Linked DNA regions of Homo sapiens: region 2 is linked to region 1. A link is a loop called in an ENCODE intact Hi-C map of the cell type or tissue named here. Cell type or tissue: heart right ventricle. All regions are shown on one strand.

Region 1 (2,500 bases):
GTGGTGAGCCAGCCGAGATTGGGCCACTGCACTCCAGCCAGGGTGACAGAGCGAGACTCTGTCTCAAAAAAAAAAAAAAAAGTCTAAATTATTTTTTTAAAAGATATTTTTTCAAGGCCAAAAGTCTTAATGGAAACAGCAGCAACTGATTCCTCAGTGTACCTGAATCCATGGACTTTGTTAGTATGTAAACAGAAGTGTCCAGTTGCTTAAGGCCTGTAAGGAAATAATAAAGTGAACAGAGAATGGGGGAGAATACAAGATCAGCTTTCGTCAGAGCAAAAAATAATTTTTTAATACTTCATTAAAATAATTAGGCCAAGCATGGTGACTCACGCCTGTAATCCCAGCACTTTGGGAGACTGAGGCGGGTGGATTGCTTGAGCCCAGGAGTTTCAGACCACCCTGGACAACATGGTGAAACCCTGTCTCTACAAAAAAAAATACAAAAATTAGTGGGGCGTGCTGGCACATACCTGTCATCCTAGCTACTTAGGAGGCTCAGGCAGGAGTATTGCTTGAGCCCAGGAGGCAGAGGTTACAGTGAGCTGAGATCATGCCATTGCACTGTAGCCTGGGTGACAGAGTGAGACCCTATCTCAAAAAAATAATAATCACAGTTAAGAGAAACGCAGGTAAAGAGGCAAAAACCTGTTACTGATGGGATGCATTGGGAGATGGTGTGGAATTCCCACTGGGTACAGCACCATTTGTTTATGAACAAAGATTCAAAGGTAAAAGTCCACCTTCCATCTCTCATGAACTATTTCACAATTACAACGTTCCATGTAGTGTGATGCAAGTTTTCAACACCCTGATGCTGAGAGCAGCTGGCTGGGGGTGGAGTGGGAGGGGAAGACGAGTGGGGACTGGAAGGGACAGTCCCCGCCAGTCCCACACTCATCTCGCTGAGTAAAGATGAGCCCCTAAGCCACGGGGGCCTCTGCTTGGCTAGTTGCTCTGCCAGCCCATTAATACTCGACTACTTAGTACAGGGGCCCGGACAGGGACAGTGCCACCCCAGGCCTGGACAGCACAATGCCAGGTAGTGCTTCTACTGTGCTGTGCCTGATTCACAGGCCTGATGGCTTCTCCAGGAGTCCCATCCTGAAGGCACGAGCTAGTCTATTTCAGGCAAGTTCTTCCTGTTTTCCAGCAGTCTCTGACTTACTTGGCTCCCCTCCCTCCTTCCTTACATTCCAGGCACAGATCTGTTTACACAACTGTACTTGATCTGAGAGAACAGTAGATGCCAGAAAAGGAAGCGCAAGCTCCCGCAGCTCCCCAGCACCCCTGCCTTCTTCCTCACCCACCCTTCCCTTCCCGCTCTTTCCCCTCTCCCCTTCCTCCTTGCCTTACTCACTGTTCATAAAATCTTTGGATCAGCCACAGAATCACATTCTGCAGCTTGAATCAAGATCTCCGGTCTCAGAGGAGACAACGCTGCACCCTCTGCTGACCTAGAAAATCTCCCCATCCTTCCTGTACATGGCATGTCTATTTTTAAAAGCCAGGAATAATTTTCTATTCCAGAATTTTCAATTGCAGTTTTTAAAATCTACCTAAAATGACACGGATGGATCTCAAAGTATCATGTTATATATGAAAGAAACCAGACGTTCAAAAGTACACTGTATGATTCTATTTTATATGAAGTTCAAGAACAGGCAAAACGAAGCCATGGTGATAGAGGTCGGAACCGTGGTTAAACCTGGAGTGTGGGGTATTGGCTGGAAGAAACGCAAAGACACATTCTGGATGTGGGAAATGTTTCATATCTTGATCAGGGTTGTGGTTACATGAGGGGTGTGTGTGTGTGTGTGTGTGTGTGTGTGTGTGTGTGCGCCTAAAAAGTCATCAAGCTGTACACTACATTGTGCACTTTGTATAAATTATATCTCAAAAAAGTACAGGAAAAAAGTTTCCCTGAAGTGAATGGACTAAACTGTGAATGCTGAGTGCAAAATAATAGATAGAAATCCCCCAGAGCCCTTCATTGAACAGAAGCCCAGAGAGGCTAAATGGCTTGCCTGCAGACACACAGCCAGTTAGGGCCAGACTCTGATAAGAGGCAACAGAATATGCTGCCTAGTTCCCTATGGCTGGGATAATTTCTTCTATCTAGGTAGTTTTCTTATTTTCAAAGGGAAGTTTTAAGGCATTTTCTTACTGGAAGGGGGTTGATCAGATTACAGCACCTGGACCCATCTATTCCATGAGATGTAGGTCAGAGTATGCTTAACACCTCATTCTACAATCTGTGGATGTCCACACCCTGCCCAAGATTTTTGCTGGGAAAATTGGAGTGGTGGGGTGTGTCAGGATTTACTCCTTCTCCTGTTCATATACTGTCAGGTCCCAAATCTCTGTTCTTCTCAGACTAAAAAGAAAAAAAAATACAGCTTCTTCTTTGATTTCCACATAGAGTCACAGAGCAGATATTTATCATGCATTTTAATCCAGCCTTCCTAGATTTGAGACCTTGAACACCTGGGAGTCT
Region 2 (2,500 bases), 260 kb after region 1:
GGAGGCTGAGGCAGGTGGATGGATTGAGGCCAGGAGTTACAGACCAGCCTGGATAACACAGTGAGGGCCTGTCTCTACAGAAAAATTAAAAAAAAAAAATTTGCTGAGTGGGGTGCTACACACCTGTAGTCCCAGCTACTAAGGAGGCAGAGGCAGGAGGATTGCTTGAATCCAGGAGTTCAAGGCATCAGTGAGCCATGATCACACCACTGCACTCCAGCCTGGGCAACAAAGGGAGACCATCTCAAAAAAAAAAAAAAAATGTGGACACGTGGGATGATGTGGGAGGTCGCCAGGAACACACTGTGAAGGAAGGACCAGGAGACCTAGATGCAGGGCAAGGACAGGGAGGACTCTGGTTCCCAGATGAAAGGAAGCTGCACTCACTGTGAAAATGGGAGGGGAGAAGAAGTCAATTCCAGAAAGAAGAGTTTCGGGGAAAAACTCTAGTAGGAGGTCACTAATGCCTCTGAGCCTCCCTGAAGTCAGAAGCACAGTGTTTTTGTCATTGACTTATTCCCATGTCCTCTGCAATAATGACTGCATGCTGAGCCAACAGTGACAGGCAAGTACTGGCTCAATGTTTAACCCAGCATCAGTAACATGCGGCTGACCCCAGTGCTGCGGAGGGAGGAGGACCAGAGATCCGGCCACTTCTGGAGAAGCACATCTGTGAGGCTAGATCAGCTATCTAAAAGGCAGGACATCAGGTGGGCTAAAGTGAAACCCAGGACTATGCCCACATTCCCCGGGAACAAAGAAAGGAACATTTTCCTTTTTCTAGGTTCTTATCCTGACCAAACACAGGCAAATGGGAAGGATGCTTAGTGCTGTTTATTCCATGGGGCAGAAGGCTCTCCTTTGGGAATAAACAAATAATGAGCTGAGCCTTGAGAAAGTTAAAAATCAACAGTCTAAATAAATCTATGGTTCTCAAACTCAGGGCCAAAGAGATCAAGAGTTCCCAGGAGGCTCCGAGAGGCTGTTGGGAAGACACCGGTGGAAACTGCTAACACAGCATTCTCAGCCTCTGCAAACGCTACCCCCTCCGCCATCCTTCAGACACTGCCCTCGGCTGAGCCAGGATCGGCAGTTCCACAGGCAGGACGCAGCTTACAAGCTGAGTTCTCAAAGACTCAGAGCTGAAGAGTTCCTGGACACTTTGACGACAATATCCAATTTTGAAGGGTGTCTGGGAGGGAGTGGAAAATGAGGCCCTGGAACAGCCCTGGGAGGGAGGAAGTCAGTCTGAGGAAGCTTCTGGGAACAGCTGCGGAGAAAAATATAGATCTGAGTGATGGGCAGGCCTCACAAAGGAATGGCAGCTTTCACACCAGAGGGTTTTTACTTCAGACAGAAGAAAACAATGGTTAGAAAAAGCTGCCAGTAGCGGTCAACCCAGGTACATGCTTTTTCTAGAAAGCTTTATGAACTCAAAGCAAATCTCAGTAGCCTCTATTTGAGAAACATCAGCTTTAAAAAAGCTGCCTTCTATTGATAAGAAAAGAACATTACTTTCTACCTAAGTGACATGATTAGAAACAATGGGAAACTTCTTGAAATATTTGTCTAAATTAGGTCTTTCTGTTTTTGAGAGGGAGTTCCACTCTTGTCGCCCAGGCTGGAGTACAGTGGCCCAATCTCGGCTTACTGCAACATTCACCTCTCGGGTCAAGTGATTCTCCTGACTCAGCCTCCCAAGTAGCTGGGATTACAGGCGCCCTCACCACACCCAGCTAATTTTTATATTTTTAATAGAAACGGGGATTCACTATGTTGGTCAGGCTGGTCTTGAACTCCTGACCTCAGGTGATCCACCTGCCTCAGCCTCCCAAAGTGCTGGGATTACACACGTGAGCCACCCCGCCAGCCCTCATGTTTTTTTACTAGAAAGTCAGAATGGAAAATATAAAAGGGGATAGAAATAGTGATATTGGGCGGGGCGCGGTGGCTCACGCCTGTAATCCCAGCACTTTGGGAGGCCAAGGCAGGCGGATCACGAGGTCAGGAGATCGAGAGCATCCTGGCTAACAGAGTGAAACCCCGTCTCTACTAAAAATACAAAAAAGTAGCTGGGCATGGTGGCGGGCGCCTGTAGTCCCAGCTACTCGGGAGGCTGAGGCAGGAGAATGGCGTGAACCCGGGAGGCAGAGCTTGCAGTGAGCTGAGATCGCACCACTGCACTCCAGCCTGGGCGACAGAGCGAGACTCCGTCTCAAAACAAAAACAAAAGCAAAAACAAACAAACAAACAAAAAGAAATCATGATATTAACATCAGAATTGCCAAACACTGAAGATTGAAATGATAAGCAAACTGAAATGCCAAACTGTTTAACCCAAAATGACTTCCTGGATCTGAAATACTTTAAAGGGGTAGAAATACATTTTCAGAAGTATTATTTTTCTTGACCTGTTAAAGATCTTTAAGTTTAAAATAATGAAAAATAATTCAGATTACTAAATATCGATATCCATATCCTAGGCAATATAGCACTCTGT

What was found. Hi-C counts contacts between places; a loop is a spot of excess contacts. Peaks named below come from ENCODE experiments on the same cell type or tissue, not always from the same donor. Only the 100,000 strongest peaks of a DNase experiment are listed, where the experiment ranks them.
Region 2: it touches region 1 in a loop (1.9-fold over the local background); 1 of 110 quality-filtered maps calls a loop at or near these places.

The regions. Positions count from the first base shown.
Region 1 is chr2:106,029,402-106,031,901 of GRCh38, reverse strand. No RefSeq gene overlaps it. Among named protein-coding and RNA genes, the nearest start is that of ECRG4, 35 kb to the left of the region's middle. In heart right ventricle, no CTCF peak of the experiment used is centred here; a DNase peak (open chromatin) is centred at 1,081; H3K27ac peaks cover 2,500 bases.
Region 2 is chr2:105,770,658-105,773,157 of GRCh38, reverse strand. The region is part of intron 1 of NCK2 (NCK adaptor protein 2); the gene reads right to left. Among named protein-coding and RNA genes, the nearest start is that of NCK2, 27 kb to the right of the region's middle. In heart right ventricle, no CTCF peak of the experiment used is centred here; a DNase peak (open chromatin) is centred at 1,149; H3K27ac peaks cover 2,235 bases.